Linked DNA regions of Mus musculus: regions 1, 2 and 3 are each linked to region 4. Evidence: chromatin loops called from intact Hi-C (ENCODE). Cell type or tissue: heart. All regions are shown on one strand. Links, peaks and the distances in the headings refer to the core of each region. The heading gives the core; the rest is flanking DNA.

What was found. Hi-C counts contacts between places; a loop is a spot of excess contacts. Peaks named below come from ENCODE experiments on the same cell type or tissue, not always from the same donor. Only the 100,000 strongest peaks of a DNase experiment are listed, where the experiment ranks them.
Region 1: it touches region 4 in a loop (2.3-fold over the local background); 6 of 42 quality-filtered maps call a loop at or near these places.
Region 2: it touches region 4 in a loop (4-fold over the local background); 7 of 42 quality-filtered maps call a loop at or near these places.
Region 3: a loop joins it to region 4, with 2.1 times the contacts of the local background. A loop is called at or near these places in 6 of 42 quality-filtered maps.

Annotation. Positions count from the first base shown.
Region 1 is chr2:35,433,776-35,439,284 of GRCm38, reverse strand. The region is part of intron 1 of Ggta1 (glycoprotein galactosyltransferase alpha 1, 3); the gene reads left to right. Among named protein-coding and RNA genes, the nearest start is that of Ggta1, 25 kb to the left of the region's middle. In heart, for the core only: a CTCF peak has its summit at 3,425 (motif pointing right); a DNase peak (open chromatin) is centred at 4,544; H3K27ac peaks cover 2,028 bases.
Region 2 is chr2:35,425,113-35,430,621 of GRCm38, reverse strand. All of the region lies in intron 2 of Ggta1 (glycoprotein galactosyltransferase alpha 1, 3), which reads left to right. Among named protein-coding and RNA genes, the nearest start is that of 4930402F06Rik, 31 kb to the right of the region's middle. In heart, for the core only: no CTCF peak of the experiment used is centred there; a DNase peak (open chromatin) is centred at 2,881; H3K27ac peaks cover 493 bases.
Region 3 is chr2:35,441,705-35,447,213 of GRCm38, reverse strand. The region is part of intron 1 of Ggta1 (glycoprotein galactosyltransferase alpha 1, 3); the gene reads left to right. Among named protein-coding and RNA genes, the nearest start is that of Ggta1, 17 kb to the left of the region's middle. In heart, for the core only: a CTCF peak has its summit at 3,073; DNase peaks (open chromatin) are centred at 293, 773, 2,203, 2,303 and 3 weaker places; H3K27ac peaks cover 1,890 bases.
Region 4 is chr2:35,509,212-35,514,720 of GRCm38, reverse strand. No RefSeq gene overlaps it. Among named protein-coding and RNA genes, the nearest start is that of Gm35260, 7.1 kb to the right of the region's middle. In heart, for the core only: a CTCF peak has its summit at 2,264 (motif pointing right); DNase peaks (open chromatin) are centred at 440 and 3,620; H3K27ac peaks cover 2,487 bases.

The DNA.
Region 1 (5,509 bases), core at 378-5,377, 76 kb after region 4:
ACAAGGTTGAACTGGACATGGAAGAGCTACCCCAACTGGGCAGCACCATTCTGTGTCCTGGAATCTTAGACGGATGACAAAGGAGAAATCAGGGGCCAGAAGGCTCAGTGTTTAGGACTGCATGCTGCTCTCACAGAGGACCCAAGTCAGTTCCCAGCACCCACCTTGGGCAACTCACAAACAGTTTGTAACTCCAGCTCCATGGAAACCGGCCACCTCTGCCCTCCAGGGATATCTGTCATGAGTGTACACACACACACACACATACACACACCTAAAAACAAAAATAAATTTTCCCCTTTTAAAAAATTCAGCTAGCTGAGCATGGGGGTTCATGTCTGTGGTTGTAATCAGTGACAACAGACTGCCTTTCCTTGCTTTTTGGTAGAAGACAAGACAACTACATTACTCCAAGAACTGGGCCTCTGTGCCACCATGGGAAGGACTCTAGATTTCAGCTGCCATCTGAAAGGACCAATGGGTATTAAAAACAGACCCAGTCAGGTGTGCTGGTACAGACCTGTAATCCCAGCACTTGGGAGGCTGAGGCAGGAGAGTCACAAGTTCCAGGCCAGACTGAGCCACATAGCCCTGTTTCAAGAACTAAAATACAGCCTGAGAGGACCCAGTCTGGAAGGGTACCCGGAGATGACACCATTGAGTCACACTTTACTAAACTATTTTCACGGAGGGGGGTGGGGTGGGGGGGGGAGGGAGGGGCAATTTTGGGATATCTCCTCCATCTGTCAGCTGACTCTCAACAGGAATAAACCTGGGCAAGTGTCTTAGTCAGGGCTTGTGTTGCTCTGATGAGACACCATGACAAAATGCAAGCTGGGGAGGAAAGGGCTTATTTAGCTTCCACTTCCAGATCATAGTCCATCGCTGAGGGAAGTCAGGACAGAAACTCCAACAGGGCAGGACCCTGGAGCAAGAGCCGATGCAGAGGCCATGGAGGGGTGCTGCTTACTGCCTTGCTTCTTATAGCCCCCAGGACCATCAGTTCAAGTATGGCACCATCCACAGTGGGCTGGGCCCTCCCCACATTAGTCAATAAATAAGCAAATGCCCTACACCTGGATCTTAAGGAGACATTTTTTCAATTGATGGTCCCTCCTTTGAGATAACTCCAGCTTGTGTCAAGCTGACCCAAAATATCCGGCACTCAAGGCATCCCTGAGGTATGAGTGGAAGAAACTGTTATGTTCAGTGGGAAGGGTGGCGCTCATGTGGATATGAGGAGTTCCTGGCTCTGGGGCCTTGCCCATGTTACCCAACCTCTGAGCTGCAATTTCCCTGCCTGGAGAAATAGGCAGGTTGCCCAATGGCTGTGGTGAGGGTGGAATGAGACCATTATTGAGATTGTCTTGGGGCTGGAGAGATGGCTCAGAGGTTAAGAGCACCTGCTGTTCATACAGAGAACCCTGTTTGATTCCCAGACCCCCTTGGCAGCTTAAAACTATCTGTAACTTCAGTTCCAGGGCATTTGACCACTCTTGGATTTTGGGGACCACACACATGTGCAAAACACTCATGCACACAATTAAAAACATGTATGTACATACATATATATGGTGGGGAGGGGAGGAAGAGAGACAGGTTTGGAGCCAGGGTGGCCTTGAGCTCACAGAGATTGGCCTCCCTTTGTTTCCAGAGTGCTGGCTTGAAGGGCATGCACCACCATACCTGGCTTTTATTTTGAAGCATCTTGTGAAGATGAGCAGTTCCCCATTCCTGAAGGCTTCGATCAAGGGGCTTGGGAAAGAGGGTTAGTGGAAGCCTGGGGGGACTGACCAGTTACCACCCGCATAAAAAACAGGAGAGACTTAAAGCAAGGATGGTGAATGGACTTTTTCCTTTTAGGTCATCTAGAAGGCCCTGCTGTTTTTCAGCTAGGGGCCCAGCATTGAGACAGCAAGGTTGAGGTGTAGGAATTAGCCCTGGGAAAGCTGACATCTGCTCGGAGGGACACTAAGAAACAGGCACAGGCCAGACTGGAAATCTCTGACTCTCAGCAGCTGTGCCTCTGACTAGACAGAGACCTGCTGCTCTCCTTGCATGGCCAAAGCGTGTTCTCTGCTCCTGCTCCCTGGGTGGAATGGCTTTCCTCTGCCCAGAGACTGATGTCCTCCCATCATTGATAAGTAGCTCTCCTGGCCCTAGACTACAGCATGTCTTCCAGCTCTGAAGGAGCAATGATTGGTTCCAAAGCCCAGAACCTTCACCTGGAGCCTAGCTGTATGTTCTAGGGGCCAGGGATCCCCCAGGGCTGCATTACCGATATTTGGAGAGAAAAGCTGGCCTACCCTCTTCATCTGGTAGGGTTGTGGGGGAGCTGAGCAGGCAGACTACACAGAGGTTGCTGAATGGAAGTGGAAGGGAGAGCTGGGACAGAGCTGGTGTAGGAGACCTGCCTGGGGCCCTTCGCTGTGGAACACAGCGTGCATACCTTATAAAGTGTCAACAGGACCGGTTTCTTCCTTACTTAAAGCGTGAAGGGATTAGATTAACTCTAGGCCACAGTGGAAGGTCTGTCTTAAAGCTGGACCGGGCAGGCGGTGTGCAAGATGTGTGGCTATGTATTACTTGGGAAGATGCGGTAGGGGCCCATGAGATGGCTCAGTGGGTAAAGGTGCTTGCTGCCACCCTGATCAGAATTTGATGCCTGGGTCTTAACAGTAGATGGAGAGAACAGAATCTCAAAGGTTGTACTTTAGTCACGTATGCTGTGTATCCCCAAATAACATGCAAAAAAAAAAAAAGAAGAAGAAGAACAAACAAACATAGTTTTTCTCCTACTTTTTTCTTTTCAAGGCAGGGTTTCTCTGTGTAGCCTTGAATGTTCTGGAATTCACTCTGTAGACCAAATTGGCCTTGAACTCAGAGATCTGCCTGCCTCTGCTTATGAATGCTGGGACTAAAGGCATGCGCTATCATTGCTCAAATGTAAATTTTAAAAAACTGAAAGAAGAAAAAAAAAAGGTAATAATTCCATTTTCCCAGAGAGAGCTGAGTGTCCTCTCTGGCAGATTCATAGGAGCCTATGCTCCTGACCACAGAGCTTCATGAGGCTGCCACCATCATTTCAGAAATGTTGCTAGGAGAAAAGCCATGGCCAGAGCAATTTGGGGATTAAAGGGTTTATTTAATCTTACAGCTCGTAGTCCAGCATGAAGGGAAGTCAGGGCAGGAACTCAGAGGCAGGAACCAAAGTAGAGACCATGCAGGAGTACTGCTTCCTGGCTTGCTGTCCTTGGCTCGCTCAGCTTCTTCATATAGACAGGCCACAGTGGGCGGGGCTTCCCACATCGATCAGCAATTAAGATATACCTTCAGAGCAATCTAGTGGAGGCAATTTCATTTATTTACTTACTTACTTAGTATTTATTTATTTAATGTATGAGTGCTTTATCTGCATGTACACCTGCATGCCAGAAGAGGGCATCAGATCCCATTAGAGATGGTTGTGAGCCACCATATAATTGCTGGGAATTGAACTCAGGACCTCTGGAAGAGCAGTCAGCCAGTACTCTTTAACTGCTGAGCCATCTCTCCAGCCTATGGAGGCAGTTAATTGAGGTTCCTTCTTCCTGAGTGACTCTGGTTTGTGTCCAGTTGACAAAAACTAACCAGTTGTAATAGCCATGGGAACATCAGGCTAGAAATCTCTTCCCAAGACCGATGAGGCAGGCTGACACACAGGCACTTTCCTCACACAAATGTGACAGCATTGGTGGGACTGAGCACTGCGCTAATCACGATGGTGCTTTCGGAGACAAAGCTGTGTCCTTCTCAAGGACAAGCCCACTTGTCCTTCATGAGGACAAGCCATTTAGCTCTTGATGTTCTGCATATGTGGCTCTCAGTAGGTGCCAGCTTCCACACAGATGTTATCATTCCCATTTTACAGATGTAGCAGCGCAGGCACAGCGGCATCAAGTAAGCCTCCCAGGATAGCACACCTCACGTGGCAGAGCCATGACTGGCATCCAGACCCTAGATCTCTGATCTCTTATCCAGCCTGCTCCAGCCCTTCCATCACTCTGAGACATGATCATCCCCATCACACAGGACAAGAAACCCAAGTCACTTTGCCCCCTGGCTCAGCAAGATTGCCTTTTGTGACCATCCCAAATAGATTTGGGACTGAACAAATGACAGCTAGCAAGCTTTGTGTTACTAGTGCTCTCTGCCAAGAACACTTAATCCCCACATTCCCATAGAGGTAAGTGGGGTAGGAATCACAGCCAGAAGTGACTTGAAACAAAACCAGGGCTCCCCACTTCGAGGCTGCAGCTGCCACTTCTGGATGGACAGTGTGAACAGACCAAGGCCTGAGGGTGGCATGGTGACATTCCTCACCCCTCTCCCGTTTGTACCCACCTGCCCACCGCACTGAGCGCAACAGCTGACCTGGGGAGCATCCCTTGGAGGCCCCCAGGGAGGAAGGGCAGTTCTGGGATGCATCGGGGGAGTATCCTAACTGGGTGGGCTGACTCTCAGAGCATCTCCCTTTATGAAGGCCATGTGGAGGGCAGAAGTGAGGGTTCTCTGAGTTAAAGGAGGGAAGCTGCTTCCTGTGTTCTGGAGTGTGGGAGAGTTGGGATCGGCAGGAGGCCCCATGGGGAGCTGGTAATGGCTCAGTTGATGAGGAGTTTGAGGAGCATGCTCAGAGCCCTGTGTTCCATCTCCAGCACTGCAAACATTTAGAGGCCCCACTACCCTGAGGCCAGTCCCTTCCCCAGTGGCCTCCCTCCCATGGAAGACCTTAGTTGCACCCTCCCAAGGAGTTCAGTCCCAATGAGGAATCCAGGAGATGGAAGAGGCAGGGTCTACCCATGATCCTGGGACCCTAGAGAGTGAGGTGGGCAGGGTGGGGGTTGGGGAGATGGTGTCAGAGTATATCAAGCTTCCACAGGGAGCTTTCTGGAATTTTCCATCCTTAACAATACACATGGAAAAAGCCTGTTAATGAGGCCCACTTGTGTGTTCTAATCAAGCAGACAGGTCTGTGTAACCACCATCCAGACCAGAGCTTGCCACCCCTAAGGAGCCTGCCGTCCCCTCTTGTAACACCATAAGTTAATTTTACTTGTGTAGGACTTTAAGTTGAAGCATATAGCTGATACCCCCTCCCCCACCTTTAAAAAGACAAGGTTGCATGTATCCCAGGTTGGCTCCAAGCTCTCTGTGTACTTAGGCCTGGCCTTGGAACCCTGTCCACCCCTCCCAAGTGTTAGACAGATAGGCCCTGTCATGACATGCCTGACTTAAGAATGTGTCCTCTGGATCAGTCTCCTTTTGCTGAGTACTGAGTGCTGAGGTCCCCTTGTTGATGTGACCTGGCTGCAGCTTGCTGGTTCTCATCGCTACAGAAAGGTTGCCATTGTGGCAATTGGTGGCAACTTCCCGCTTCTGTTGGGTCTTGGTCCAGTGTGGGATGTAGCTGATGCTCATCACTTGGAAATAGACTTGAGAGAATGACTTTGTCTCAGGAATGTGCCCTGTG
Region 2 (5,509 bases), core at 403-5,402, 84 kb after region 4:
TGCACATGAGTCCAGGTGCCCTCAGAAGCCAGAGAGGTTGAATTCCCCAAGTTAGTTGATTATGATCTGCCTGATAGGGATGCTAGGAGAGCGGTGTGCACTCTGACCTGCAGAGCCAGCTCTCCAGCCCCAGGGCCGCAGACCTAGTATCTTTACTAGGATATTCTAGACCAGAGGTTCTCAACCTTCCTAATGCTGCGGCCCTTTAATACCGTTCTTCATGTCACGGTGACCCCCAACCATAAAATTATCTTTGTTGCTACTTCATAACTGGCTTTGCCACTGTTATAGATCATAATGTAAATACCTGTGTTTTCTGATGGTCTTAGATGACCCCTGTGACAAGGCCATTCATTCAACCTCAAAGGGGTCATGACCCAAGATTAAGAACCACTGTTCCAGTGGCAATTTCTTTTTATTTTAAATTAACTTTATTTAGTGTGTGTGTGTGTGTGTGTGTGTGTGTGTGTGTGTGTGCGCGCGCGCGCGTGCGTGTGCATGCATTTGTGCCTTGTATGTGGGGGTCAGAGGAAAACTTGTAGCAGCTACTTCTCTCTATCATGTAAGACCCCAGGACCTGGGGAATGGAAGTCACTAAAGAAGCAAAATTTTAAAAGGAAGGAAGGAAGGAAGGAAGGAAGGAAGGAAGGAAGGAAGGAAGGAAGGAGGGAGAGGGAGAGGGAGAGGGAGAGGGAGAGGGAGAGGGAGAGGGAGAGGGAGAGGGAGAGGGAGAGGGAGAGGGAGAGGGAGAGGGAGAGAGGGAGAGGGAGAGGGAGAGGGAGAGGGAGAGGAGAGGAGGAAACCAGAAGACAGGTTAGTTCATTTGGTCTCCGTCATAGCTGATGTTCAGGAGTGGTTGTTGCTTACTACGTAGCACTGGGCAGACTTGTTTTTGCCTCATAGTTTGTTGTTATTGTGTCTGGGATGGTCTGGGCAGCTTCCTGTTCAGGTGGCTTCAGGCAGATCCCCAGAGTATAGTCCTTGTACCTTGATAGGTAGTACAGCTGGGCTGGGTACCAGTTTGAGGGAGCGCTGGAGACTTGGTACATCGTGACCCCTGAACAGGAAGAAAGTAAGGTCTGGATGCTATACAAGGTTCTGGGACCCTGGTGGGTAAGTGGGGCAGTTCCTTGCTTCCTCCTATAGCCCCAGACAGCTACCAGAGCTAGACAGAGCTACCTGTACTCTGATATAAATAAAGCTCTGTCTTGTGAGGGGACCCAGAGGCCCAAGCTGCTGGGGCCTGGTGAGCTAGCATCTGTACCACAGTACAGATACATTGGTCAACTGAGGAGTCTATCTTTAAATCATCCAGGACTGAGGAGTCTATCATTAAAGCATACAGGCCATGGCAGCAGGGTGAGCCCTTGTGCGTGCCTAAGGAATATAGATGCCTGGGACTGACTTCCCATCCAGACCTGGGTAAGTGGAGAAGCCTGGAAGAGAAGCCTGCTGCAAATGACTTCTTTATGGACTGTGAAACTCTGTTTCCAGGGCAGGAAGCTGACCCTTGGCCTTCTAAGAGTGACCCTCAGCCACTTTCCTGCCTGATGTTGGCAAATGCCTTCTGTGGGCACTCATGGGAGGCTTCTCTCAGCCTGCACCTGGGGTCTCGGGCTCATCCCAGCTGCTCTGTGAGGGGTGTCATATGAGCCTAAGATTCTTGTCTCTGGTGAACACTCAGTTCTGCATTCTTGATTGGAACCTCTCTCCCTAAGAACATTGTCAGGTTATAGCTGCCGGTTGTGGAGAACACGCTGACTGCCTGGTACAGCATGCTTTGCAGGCACAGTCTATTTCTGTCCTTTGTAAAGCCCTAAGGGAGATCTTTGTGTCTCTATATTACACATGGGACAAAACCTCAGGTTAAAGCAACTTCCCCAGGGGATACATCTGGGACCCTGCCATGGTCAGAGTCACCACCTAGTCTGATCTTTACCTGTAGTGCTGGATTAAAACACTCTTGGATATAATTGAGGGTTTGGGGATACCAAAGGCTGGTGCTATAGGCAGAGGATTAGTATAGAGGTGGAGTGCTCTCTTAGCATGACTAGTATAGAGAGTTCTATCACTAGAAATGTGTGTGTGCGTGTGTGTGTGAATGTGCAAGTGTGTGCATGTGTGAAAGTATGTATGCAAGTGCATGTGTGTGAGTAAGCATGCATGCGCATACACATATGGATGTGTGAGTGTGTGCAAGTGTGCACACGTGTGTGTGTGAGAGTGTGCAAGTATGTTAGTGTGCGAGTTTGTGCATGTGTGAAAGTGTGCGTGCAAGTGCATGTGTGTGCACACACATATGTGTGCATGTGTGTGTGCATGTGTGCCTATATGTGAGTGTGTATTTTGTGTTTATATGTGTCTGGATGTGTCTGTGTGCCTGTATGTGTGTGTGTAGCTAACAGGCAATGTCCAGTTTGCCATTCTATTGCTTTGTTTGCTTTTGTAACGTTTGTCACTCCTTGACACTCTTTAGCTTTTTGCCTCGACCCCCCCCCCCAGCCCCCAGGGAATGGAGGGTCCCCAGTGGCCTTGTTTACTCGCATGCCTCTGTGTTCAAGAGCCCACTGGTGCCCAGTAACCTAGTTCATGGTGGCTGATGGGTCAGAGTGGTGCAGGACTGAAGTCCCTCAGGACTCTCATTGATTTATTTATGCCACAAACATATGGGTGCATCTACCAAGCCCCCTGCAGGGTCTGTGCCAATCTGGACTCATCCTGCCTGCTCATTCCTTGGGGAGGAAAGAGTGGCTTCCAGGCCCAGGGGGTGGAGAGCACATCCTAGGAGGTTTGGTTTCTTTGGCAAGTGCTTTCTTCCCTGCCTGTCTCCTGCTCTCCAAGGCAACGATAATGGCTTTTCCAGGGAACCTTGTGTGTCCAGCTGAGGTTCACCTTTCACCCTGATTGAAATGGAGAAAACAGCAGCGCCCAGTGTCTGCCTCAGAGAGGGATTGTTTGGAAGGAATGTTTCCATCTGGCTAGTGGGTCTCTGAGGTTCTCCTGAGGGGTGTTCATTGAGCCATGAAGTGGATCCAGGAAGGTGGAGGCTTGCCTTATGAGATGCCACTAACACTGGTGTGTCCCAGGAGGAGGGACACAGGTGCTAATCTGTCAAAGCTCTGCAGGGTTGACTCTGGGAGTGGCCAGAGGAGCAAGTGAGAAGTGACAAGAACATTGGGTCACAGGGTCTCAGAGTTTACAGGAGGGCTCCAGCCACCACTGTCTATCTGTCTGTCTGTCTGTCTGTCTCTCTGTTTTGATGTATTTTATTTTGTTTTTTGTTTTTTTAAAAGACTGGATTTCTCTGGCTGTTCTGGAACTAGCTCTGTAGACTAGGATGGCCTTGAACTCAAAGATCCACCTGCCTTTCTGAGTGCTGAGATTAAAGGTGCAGGCCACCACACCTTGCCCTCTTTCTTTTAAAGTGTAACTCCTATTTTTATTTTATTCCCAGATTTTTTTTTTTTTTACAAATTATAGGAGAGACAACACATTCACTTTTAAAAGAGATAAACATACTTATTAGAGAGCTTGATCTCAGATTGACCCATACGAAATGTTCGTGTTTTATAAACGCAACCATCTAACATATGAGATGCCTTTTTATTTTTCCTCTTTCAAAAATTATTGTAGTAAGCTCACTGGGCTCTCTAAAACTATAAGGACGTACTGTATAAGTCTTCTGTAAAGCCATGCAGTTAACAGGTGAGACATGAGAGCAGGTGTTTATATAGTAGCAAGCAGAACAGCGTAGGTGAAGGTCCATCTGAAGCCACTTCTTCACAGGGGCTTTAGTGGAGGTCGTGGGGCAGCATCAGTGTCTAAATCATGCTGGGGGTATTTGGTCCTTCAAGGTGGCCTCTACAATATTCTGAATGGCAAACTTAATGGCCTCTAGTGAGCATATGCCAGGCACAGTTTGTGCAGGCCCTCGGCCCGCTTTGGTGGAACCATTATTTGGTTCTTTGTTTCTTGCTCCTCCTCCTCCTTCTCCTCCCCCTCCCCCTCTTCCTTCTCCTCTTCTTCCTCCTCCTCCTGATGATGATTGTCATCTTGGAGCCAAGATCTGAAAGAAGCCAAACTCATTTCTTACCTGATAGGCAAGATGGTCATCCACCAATCTTCAGAACTGCAGTTTGAAAATTCTGAGGACACACAGAACTTTTAGGCCATGCTGGCTGCAAATGTCTCATATTGGATCAGCGAGAAAATCAAAATGGTTTTAAAAGACCAATTGGCCATGCTGACAGCCCTTGCTTCCCTGGGAACTTGGGGTCTAGATCCTAGGAACATGTTGTGCCTGTTTCTTTTTTGTTTTGTTTTGTTTTAAAGATTTATTTATTTATTTTTATGTATACAAGTACACTGTAGCTGTCTTCAGACACACCAGAAGAGGGTGTTGGATCTTATTGTAGATGGTTGTAAGACACCATGTGGTTGCTGGGAATTGAACTCAGGACCTTCGGAAGAGCAGTCAGTGCTCTTAACCACTGAGCCATCTCTCCATCCCGCTGTGTCCATTTCTAACACTTAGCTCTGACAGCTTTCAGTTAGCCACAGCCAAAGGGCATGTGGTTCCAAACCATTAGTGAAGCCCAGGAAGAAATCAACCTTGGGAGTCAGTTCTGATATGAATTCCTGAAATCTACAAAAGTCACACACACACACACACACACACACACACACACACACACACACACACCCCTACCAGGCTGCTGAGGGTGGGGATCAGGAGTACCAGCCTGGACTGCCTCTGGTGGCACGGGTGACTCTGTTTCTCTGTGTCCTGCTCCTTCTACTAGGAAGAGGCTTTGGATTTGATCCTAGGTAAGTGGGGTTGGCACGGCTGAGCCTGGAGGCCTGGGCTTGCCCTTATCTCCCAGCAAGCCCAGGATGTCTTTAGACTTGATCAGAGAAATGAAAGTTCATCTCTCTTGGCAGCAGCTCTAGCTCAGGCTGGGCTAGAGTAGGTGGCGAGGCCTTGAATGTCCCCCGTTCTCATCCATTTGCAGCACTCCAGAACTTTCTCCAAGTGTTCTGAGCACTTTCTAAGGACCAGTCCTCGTTTTCAGCAGATCCTCCCAGCAGCGTCTTTTATGAACATCAGTAACGAAGGCTAACATTTTGGAAAAGCATGTATCCTGTTATGGCATGGCTCTGAAATCACTGCTCTCCCCCTCCCCCCTCCCTCTCTGTCTCTCCCTCTCTTCTGCCCTCCCTTCTTCTATCTCTCCTCTCCCTTTCTTTCTCCCTCCTAAGGCAGTCTCACTATGTAAGCCTGGCTGATCTGGCAGCATAGTTTTGTTTCTTGAGATTTGGGATTAAAGATGTGCACGAATGTGTGTGCGTGTGCGTGTACATGTGCTTGTGTGGGGGTGGTGATTGGTGCTGGCAGCTCATGTACCAGAATGTGCATTTGATGGTCAGAAGACACCACTTAGGAGCCAGTTCTCCCCTTCCATGGTACATTTTGGGTATCAGGCTCAGGCAGCAGACTTCTCAGAAAAGG
Region 3 (5,509 bases), core at 124-5,123, 67 kb after region 4:
TCTGCCGGTGAAAAGCAGAAAAAGAGGTGTTGTCCCCCTCACTCTCCAGGCCTCAGAGGTAAAACATGGCTCCCTCCAGACAGAGGCTGGCGTTCACTCTGTTGGGACTCTTGGACCTTGTAAGGTTTGAAGCAGAGAGGTTTGGAACGGAAACAAACCCGGAAGCAGTGCCTTTGGCAGCCGGAAGTCACTCTGCCTTCCCGAGCAAGAGTCTACAAAGTCCACCGCAGCCTCTCCATACCCAGCAGCCAGCCCCCTCATCCTGGTGCTCTGGGGCCGTGTCTAGGATTTCCTGCCATTCCTCCCATGCAGTTTCCTTTTCCTGCTCTGCTGGGCTTAACTTGATGTTCAGATTTGCTTTCTCAGAGGGATGCCACTTGGGACATGGTCTTCACTGCCCGAGATCTGCTCACTGCTTTTGCAGATGGGCAAGCTTCCGGCGAAGGAGGTGGTCCAGGAACCAGATTACTCTCTCTATAGCTCATGCTTACCTTTACTCGTTCTTCATGGCAGTTACCATGCCGGGGCCACGTTTGACATCTTTGCCTGCTCCTCATCCTGGCAGCTAAGTGACAGGGATGGATAGTGCTCTGGCTTTACAAAGGGGGAACATGAGATACACAGATTAAGGAATGCTCTAGAACCACATGGGAAGAAAGGGGGTTGGGACTAAGACAAGGCAATGAGATGGTGCACACAGCAGAAAGAAGACCTCCAAGCCAGCAGGGAGAAAGGAAGTCCAGCCTACAAAGGGGCGGGGCCTCTGAGGTCATGGGGCCAGGCAGAGCTCCTTAGTCCTGAGCCCCTCCACCCAGTCTCCTTTGGTCATTAAAATACTGGCCCCAAATTGTTCGTTCTATGCTACCAGCCTCTTATGAATGGGTGAAGTGCGGTGGCCAGGGAACCCTGAAGAGGAGGGTGGTGGCCTGGGGCCCGGTGCTGGGGTTTAGCAAAGATGGCAGATGCTCTTTGGTCCCTTTTAGGCAGCTTATGCCACAGAGCCAGCTACATACTGCTTGCCCCACTATGCAGGTCACACTTCCTGTTTGCCACTGGGATCCAAGTGGAACTTTGAGTGAAAGATGAGAGGGTGGATAGAGCCTCCTAACCAAAATTGCACCAGTCGGAGGTGGAAAGATACCAAAACAGGCTAAACTTTCCTTTCGAAGCTAGGGAAACTGAGGTGAACAGAAGTTTAAAGCGAGTGAGAACCTGTCCTGGCTCCCATAGTTTGCCAAAAGTCCTGATGTGAGATTATGAAACCCTCAGATGAGTCCTCGTTTCCACATTCCACAGCTGAGGGGTTGGGGCTGGCACAGGTGTCTGTCTGGGCTGGGAGGAGTCTTTTCGTGAGATGAGCTCTGTGAACAAATTATTTGCAAGTCAATACCAGCAAGCACACTTGAAGCCACCTCTCCTGGCAGTTTATATCTACCACGGGAGTGTGTGTGGGGTGGACATCAGGCAGCGCGTTGCACGTGTCCAGACAGCGGCCTGAGCACAAGAGGGAGTAACCTGGTGAGTAACTTCCTGGCAGTGAGTGGCAGAACCCTGGAGGGTAAGGAGGTGGTGACTGGGTAAGAGGGGAAGGCTGACTTAGTATCTGCTGCCTTTAAGGCAGCTTTGGTGTTAGCCTGCTACCCTGCACTCTGATTTAAGGGAGGACGCAGGGCGTAGCCTCATAACTGAAGAGCAAAGTACTGCTTAAGGCTTAGAGTACTAAAAAGTGCTGCTCCTCCCTGGTGCCACAGTAGGGTTAGAAAACCCTAAAGCAAGGTGAGAGAGGAGGATCAGATGCAGCGCACATGCAAGGCCACATACATGCACCCCCCCCCCCCCCACGCACACACACAGATACACCAAGATAAAAACACATGCATGCACAAACACCGCAGAAATCACTAAGGTTAGCTGTCTCTTAGCTGACCTTGAGCAGTGTGTTAATGGCCTGGAGCCTCTGTGTATTGGCTCCATGGAGGCTGTTGATGAATGACACACGAGCAGGATCTAGGAAGAGACTGTAGGCTGCTCTCCTTGAGCAGCCTACAGTCTCAGTGAGTGTGGCTGTGGCTCTCCACTCCAGTGCTTTGTTTTACTTTCTGTATCCCTATAACCTGACACCAGTGGAGTGGCTGACTGTATTTTGGGAGCTTTCCCTCCCCCTGGTCACCCATGAAGACTATGTTTTAAAGGAATATCCCGGGGCTTACCCCCACACACCAACCCGGCAGCGTGGCACCCTTCTTCCCATTAGAGCTCTTGAGGACACCATTGCACATCGGGGGATCCATGTGCAGCACCTCAGACTCTTCCTGGCAAACAGACAGTCTGTCTGCCTTCAGTGTCGTCCTCTTTTAAACATTTGTTCAGTTTATATGGCCTAGAGCAGGCTGGAGGGGTGGAGGTCTGCTCTTCATCTGGGTTCCATCCCCATACAGGACCTGTGCAGATGCAGAGGGGACAGAAAGTGACCGACAGAGTGGCTTTCCGAGCAGCAGTGAGTTATGTCCTGCAGGGAGAGGGGAAAAACAATCCCCGTTGGCACCCAGTCTCTACACTTCCCCTTTTCCTCCTGGGTTTGTGGTTAAACTTTCCAAACCAGACAGCTTCGGGGGAGGCTCATTAGAAGGCTTATTTTGGTTCCATTTTTATTTGAAATTTACTTAAAAACAGCCGAGAACCGGAGGGTTTAGACAGGAAGACCATGTTGCTTGCTGCTCGTTTCTGTTGGTGCAGCAGCTTGGACTGCGCTGCCCTTGGCGTTGGTGATCTTGGCTTCTTTTGCAAAGGGATGACAGAAAATATGGCTCACGTTTATGCAAAGTCAACACTGCTTGCTCTGTGACTTTTTATTTATTTCTATTTTAATCTTTTGAGTGTTGGGGAAACATCTAACTTATTTAAATACATTTTTGTCTGGTTACAAAAGTCGTATGTTCTCATCACAGACTGTGCCAATGCAGCGAGCAGAGCGGAAGCCCTGGCCATCCTTCCACAGACAGAGAGGCTCCCTCCTCCCTCTGTGGCCCCATTTCTTCTGCTCATACCTCCTGCTGGTCAGTTTCCTTTGCTTCCAGGCCGCGCCTTCGCATTAGTGTTAGCATTTTAGGGGATAACATGAGGGAGTTGTCCAGTCTCTGCATCTTCCACAGGGCTTGGTACACAGTAGGTACTTCATAATTATTTATTTCTTGGAACAGGATCTGGTGCATTTCCAGTATTTAGAGAACAGAAAAGCCCAGATGGGCAGGTGTGGGAGATCACATGATCCCTCAGGTACCTGAGGGTCTCAGGACTCAGCACTGATTTTTTTCTGACAAGTCCAGCAGTCTGGTGAGATTGGGGAGATACTGTTCTGAGATGATATCACAGCATCTGGTTGCAGCCAGGAGTTTCCCAATATTTGTAGACTGCTGCTGCCTGAGAGTCTTTTGGGCACCTGCAGTTTATGTAGTAAGTTCAGTCTAAAGTGCAGGGGACACTCAGCATGTGAGTGCCAGCACACGGATGCTAAAAGCGTCTGCAGGGATGCCTACCCTGAGATGGGTTCTGCCAGTGTTGTGTAGAGAGGTAGCTGCTATAAGCCATCCCTACCGCATCTTTGAATCAGCAACTGGTACTTCCCAGTGAGCTTACTGGATGCTGAAAGTTGAGTTTTTTATTGAGGAAGCAGTAAACATGGCAACTGTGATTAGTGTTACAAATGGAATGTAATTGCTTAAGTTCAAGGTCAACCTAACTGAGGACGGGCTATAGTAGGAGTCCCTGCTTTTTATAAATTGCTTTTAAGCCCAGCAGGGTAGCACACGCCTCTGATCACAGCACTCAGGAGGCAGAGGTAGACTGTGAGTGTGAGGTCTACCTAGTCTATTAGTGGGTTCTAGGCTAGCCAGAGCTACATAGTGAGACCTGTCTTTTTTTTTTTTTTAATATATTTTAAAAAGTTGAATTTATTTACTTGTAAAAATCTACTTCTAATTGTTCTATGACCCAAAGGTGGGGAAAACATTTATTTATTTATTTTATTCTTTGTGTGTGTGTATTTGTGTGTGTGTGTGTGTGTGTGCACAAATGCAGGCACCACGGTATGTGTGCAAGTGGAGGTCAAAAGATAACTTGCAGGAGTCCAGGTACAGAACTCAGGTTGTCAGGCTTGGCTGCAAGTGCCTTGGCCCACCAAGCTGTCTTGCAGCCTCATCTCCACTCTTGTGTGGAGATGGACCATTTACCCTGGAGCAGCTAGGGACTCTGGAATCTCAGAGTTGGAAGAGGACAGAATCTTCTTCTGTGTACCTTGTGTGTGTGTGTGTGTGTGTGTGTGTATACATACATATATATATATATATATATATATGATTGTGTGTGTATGTGTGTGTGTGTGTGTGTGTGTGTGTGTGTGTGTATAGTAAGCAGGCAGAGAGATGAGCTGAGGCATACTGAACAGCAGATGAAAGAACTGATGCTTGAGTGCTCAGGAGCCCACCTGGCGAACGAAACCTGAGTTGTCAGTGAAGAGCATTTGCAATGGCTGCGGTTACTATAACCATCCAAATTAATGTGATCATATAAGCTACAGATCCTTGGTCTTCAGACGTTTACAACCTGAAATGGGGGAGGAGACAGGTGTGGTGGTTGCTGAGGGAAGAGGTAAGGGATGCTAAATTAATGCTTAGCCAGGGGAATAATTCAGAGAGGGAAGTTCTCCATGCTGACCAGGCCCAGTTGGTTCCGGCTTTGACCCTGATGGACACAAGTGTGCTCTGAGCTTGTTCCCCTCTCTGTTGGACGGGGCTAATGGAGTGTGCTCCTCGGGGGTATTGGGTGCCCCATCCTTCCCTCAGTCAGCAGGTTAGGTCATCAAGTCATCCTGGATCAGTTGGGGGGCTGGTGAGTACAATCACCTTCTTGGATCTGCTCCGTGACACAAAGAAGGTGAGCCCTGGAAGCGGGCCAGGAATTGAGCTCTTGCCATGAAGGCAGAGAGAGCTGGAGATATAACTAGTCAAACAACCCTGAAAAGTCCCCAAGGTTGGGTGTTCCTTTTTGCGTCAAGCTTGCTGACGGCAGCTAAGGAAGCTGAAGACTGTGTTGGGTCCTCCACACAGGGCAACCTTTTTGCTCAGAGGCTGGGGAACTGCAACCAGAGAAGAAAACCCCAACATTGCTTCTCCGCAGAGAAGAAAAGGTATTCAAGGGCTGTCTGCTGACGCTTCTGGTGGAACAGAGGCCTGAAGCTGGGTGTAGGAGAGGTGACCATGAAGGGGCCAGTGGTACCCACTAAGAGGCTGAGGACCCTTGAGGGACCTGTGGGGAAGGCAGAAGCAAGGAGACAGAGCTGGGTTTCTAGATGATTCCGTAACCCCAGCTGTGCGGTGGTTGGTAATGGAGTACCTATTTCAGGTTCTCACAGGGCAGCACCTCACCTGCCTTATCCATGTGTCACTGAGAGTGAAGCTCACTTTTGCAATGGCCTGTGCTTTCATTAGAGAGCCCAGAACGGGGCTTGGGG
Region 4 (5,509 bases), core at 165-5,164:
GACTGAACTGCTTAAAACTGTCCCAAGAGTGCCAGAAGTTTGCTCATGGATTTGTTTCTCTTCCCTGCATCTGACCCACCAGGGAGGCCAGCCCCTTCCTGCTCACCTCTAAGACTTGAAACACAGTAACCTTCTCTTCCAAGAAGCCTTGCTGCTTCCCTGGGTGACCGGAAGTCCCTGTAAGCCTGCACAGCAGCGCCTCACCCTTTGGATCTTCATCGCCGCTTTATTCTTTGTCTCTCCTTCAGACCACACGACATCGTTGTCAGTCCTGCACGTCCCTCACCCCACCCACGCCCCATCCCACATCTGGTCTGTCCTGCCTGGCTATGCCACAGCTGGATGCTCCCAGGGGAGGAGGCACAGAGCTTTGGCTGCCTCCCAACTCTCCTGGCCTGAGTCCCAGTTACAGGGGCTCACCCTCCTTCCCTGCCTGAGTTCCCATGAAAAGTGGCCTCCTCCCCAGCCCCTTACCCAGGACCAGGTTGTAAAACGCTGAGACAATGGGGGCTTGAGGCCAACTTTCCAGCCGGACAGCTGCCAAGCCATCCACAGAATCCGCCTGTGCATCTGGGGGACAGGCAACGGCAGTCGTGAAGAGTGGGGGTTTAGCCACACTGCATTAGCTTGAGCCCTGGTGTGGCTGCAAAGGAAGGAATAGGGATTAAGTCAGGATGTAAGTTTGAATCCCAGCCCTGCACCTTCCCTTTGTACCTCTGCTTTCTTGTCTGTAAAAGAGGACCACGGCACACATCTTTAGAGTAGACCAAGAGTGGGAAACACCTCACACTCACCAGGGCACAGGAGCAATCTCCTGCCTCTCTGTGACTCCTGAGAGCAAGCCATGGGCAACAGAGATCTCCTTTTAAGTTCTCCCAGACTCACTAGCTAGATCCTACCCTTTATCCTCTGCACAGGCTCCAGGGAGCATCCGGTAGTCAAAATGACCTTTGAGTGCTAGTGCACATAACCAAGCTAAGAGGGAGAGTGACTGAACAGAGATGGACCAAGAGGAGTGGCCTGGGCTGCAGAGGTAAAGCTGGGAGCCCCTTGCCTTTCAAGACTGTCCCCTGAACCTTTTCCTTCTGCCTGGGCCACCTGATCCCCTGTGGCTCAGCAGGGGCATCTTGGCTGACCCTGGTAGACCTCCTTGTGGCCCACCTCAGCCTCCTCTCTAACCAACAGCGTTACAAACTAATCGCTCATCTGTTTTCTATCTGTTCTACAGATACTTCAAAGCCAGGAGCGACTGTCTCGTTTGCAAATGTATAGTTATCTCTCAGTATCCGTTGGGGATGAGTAGGACCTCTGCAGATATACAAATCCTCAGATGTGGAAGTCTCACAGTGTTTTTTTGTTTGTTTGTTTTGTTTTGTTTTTTGTTTTTTGAGACAGGGTTTCTCTGTGTAGCCCTGGCTGTCCTGGAACTCACTCTGTAGACCAGGCTGGCCTCGAACTCAGAAATCTGCCTGCCTCTGCCTCCCAAGTGCTGGGTTTCACAGTGTTTGTCTATAACTGAAGCCCCTCTCCTGTTAGGTTCAAGCATGCCCACATTATTCAAGATACAAAAGGCGTGTGACTAGCTGTCACACGGTATTGTTTAGGAATCATGGTGAGAGAGAACAGAGCACCTGTTCAGTATGCATGTAGTCTTATTCCCCGGAATATTTTATGTCCTTGATTGAATCAAAGAAATATGGAAGTGAGACATTTTACAAAAATGGAAATGTGAGCGGACAGGGAAAGTGAGAGCAGCCGGGCTGCCCTCACTCTGGTCCAGACTGCCTTTCCTGCTGACTGATGTTGAAGAAACTTCAACATGCCTGACAGCCCCGCATTGCCAACAGACATCTTCCCAAACAGGAGCTGGAGCAGTAGCGCAGTGCTTGAGAGCATTTGCTGCTCTTGCTCTTGAGAGGGCTTGGTCTCCAGCACACATTTGATGGCTCGCGACGGCTCATAGCTCCAGCTCTGGGGATCTAATGTTCTCTTCTGCCCTCTGCAAGCACCAGGAACACGCATGCTGAACATGTATGTGTGCAGCTAAAACACTCATGTACATAAAAATAAAAGCATTTTATTTAAAAAAAAAACCTCAGTAAATAAGTGAATGCTATTTAGGGCAAGAGTGTTTGTAAACGAGTATGATGGTCCCATCCCTAAACCTAAACAGCACACCTCATAAAACCATCTTAGGAGTGCACTTTTTACTTGATTTTAAAACCTAATTTTTTTAAAAAAAGGATTTGTTTATTTTGTGTATGAATGCTCTATCTGCATGTACACATGTGTGCCACTAGAGGGCAACAGACACACACACACACACACACACACACACACACACACACCATTATAGATGGTTGTGAGCTACCATGTGGTTACTGGGAATTGAACTTAGGACATCTGAAAGAGGGGGCAAAGGGGGACAGTGCTCTTAACAGCTGAGCCACTTTTCTAGCCCTTTAAAACTTAAATTTTAAGCGTGTGCGCGCTCACACACACACACATACATGCATGCACACATGAACAATCATTAATGTCAGCACCCACACATATTAATATAGTCTCACACTCAACCACATTCAGACCCATGTTCCTGCAAACACACACACATTCATATCACATGCATGCTCCCAAATACAGACATGTATTCACACACACGCACACACATACACACACACATGTGCAATGCTGTCTCACCCCACACTCCCATATTCACAGTTTCTCATGGAGACATGTTCATACATACACTCATTTATGGACACATTTGCACCTCTGCACTCATAACCCACACTCAAAATGTATACATGAATATAGTCACACACATGTCATATACATACACACATAAGCACATAGCTTCTCATACTTGGAGAATATACAGGCAAATTCACATTCATTGGACACAACTGCTCATACACACAAAATCACACCAGTTTACTTATTCCCACACACCCACTCACATACTCTCATATACCCACACTCACACACACAGAGAAACCCACTCCCATATTTTCTCACACACACACACACACACATTCTAACCTTGGTTACACTCATACTGCCACATAAACACAAAGGTACATGCAGAGACACATAAGTACACACACTTTACCACACTCGCAAGTGTGCACACTTCCATTTTCACTCTAACATTAGGTTAAGAACTTGGAAGTCGCCCCTACCTTTCTTATGCTAAGAAAAAGTTGAGCATGGTGACGTATACCTATAATCCCAGTCCTTAGAAGCTGGAGGCAGGAGGATTGTTATGAGTTCAAAGCCAGCCTGGGCTCCATGATGACTTCTGGTCCAGTGGGAGAGGGAGGAGGAGGAGGAGAGAGAGAGAGAGAGAGAGAGAGAGAGAGAGAGAAATAGGGAGGGAGGGAGGGAGGGAGGGAGGGAGGGAGGGAGGGAGGGAGGGAGGAAGGGAGGGAGGGAGGGAGGGAGAGAGAGAGAGAAGCTGAAATCCTACAATGAGTTTCAGATCCGCAGAGACTAGAGGTCACTCACAGGTAACTATGACTCTGAAAGCTGGCTTGGGGAAGGGTAGGGAATCTGAGCTCAGCCTAGCCTGCTGCAGGTGCCAGGAACTAGTTGGAAGGCTTCCAAAATCACAGCTGGAGGCCCTCTGAGGACCAGGGAGAGCCCAACCCTGAGGGACCCCTGAGTTGTGTAGGCTTTATTGGCAAGATTCTGCCTGGTGGGGAGGACCTGGGCTCCCTGAAGGGAAGGGCTGTAATCAAGAAGGGCCAGAGGGCCTAGGCAGGAAACTGCTCTGATCCAACAAGGGGAAGAGGGACACTTAGAAAAGAAATTCTTCTAAAGGCTGCCTCTCATGAACTGCCGCCCCGATGAATAGGCTGAATTGGATTGAAGGGCATCATCATATGTGTGTAGAAAAACTAGGAAGAATGTCACGACGGGGCTGGGGAGATGGCCCAGTCAGAAAGGGACTTTCTACACAAGCATGAGGACACATTTTAAAACTCGGCACGTGGACATTGTAATCAATTTCAATCAATGCTTGAGTGAGGGAGCAGAGACAGGAGGATCTCTGGCCACCTGGTAAGACAAGAAAGCCTGTCTTTAAAATAATAAATAAATAAATAAGTGTGGAACATGTAAGGGGTGGGGTGGCCCCTGGGGGTCAGGACACCACCAAACACCAGCTTCTTAGTACAACTCAGCACAAAGAAGATTTGTTATGCTGGAGGGCTGGGGGGGGGGGGGCCGAAGGGGGTAGGCTTGTTTGTGTCTGCATTAGGCAAAGGCATGGCCAAGCAGCAGCAGGTGCTTTTTCGTGGCTTTTTAAGGAGAAAAGGAGTCTGTGATAGGGAGAGTTGCTAAGTCTTGATTGAACATGTTAGCCAAATAATGAATTTTGATTGCTGGTCCTTAGTGTTTTGTCTCAGGAATGAACTGAACTCAAATAGTGTATAAACGCAAAGAGGGTTTTATTCTGCAGAAGTCCTGCCTGCTGGAGTCTCCTATTACCAAGATAGAGACTCTGAAGTGAGCATGCAGGCCTGATTTAAAGCACCCTAGGAGAATCCCAGGGTAAGTGTTTTACGCTATCTCTGAGGACATTCCATTACCGGGGTGTGGAGGCCACCTGGAAACTGCTGACCCATTGCCCTTGCTTCAGGTCAGGTGGTGGGGCAGTTTCTGATGGCAGGGCAGTTTCTGACTAGCTGCCTGAAGCCTGGGCTTTTAGGCCTAATCTCCTGAACTGCCAATTTGAAGCCGGTCATGGAGTCAGCCTGTCTCATCCAGGGTAGCTTTAGGAATGTAATCTAACAGTTTTAGGGAGAGAGAAAAGTAAAAGCCTGTAGACACCATGTTTGCTATGCTCAGGCCTGCTATCGAGCCAGCCCTTCAGAGAGCAATTGAAGAAGATGCTGGAATTGAAGAAGATGCTGTTGACTTCTGACCTGGGGGTGGGGGGCGTGCACGTGTGCATGCATACACACACACACACACACATGAATAGATAAGACATTTTTTTTTTTAAGTAAAAAGATGAGGCTGGAGAGATGTCTCAGCAATTAAGAGCACTTGCTGCTCATACGGAGGCCCTGGGTTCAGTTCCCTAAGTGCCTATAACTCTAGCTTGAGGGTCTCAGATGTTCTTCTGCTTCCTGGCTAACGTACTTATCTATGGGGAGTGGGGGTGGGGTGTGTGTGGAGCGAATGCTGTCACGGTTCTAAGAATCAACCTGTGTAACAGATGGGGTCAGAGAAGGTCACTCTCCCTACTTCCTCTCCCACCCCCGCTCAGTCTTCTCACCTATCGACTGTAGATAACAGCAACAGTCACAGATCCATGGTTCCAGGATTCCCTGGAATGCCAACAGTAGTGGGTGTGTCAGTCCCTTAGATGAGATGGCAAACAGCCACAGAAGTTGAGCATTTCCCTCACCCCTGTTTACTTAAATCATAATTTAAGCTTACTTTTGACTCCTAACACAAGGAAAGGGTTAAGAGACTAAATGTATTGTCTAGGAAATCCTGG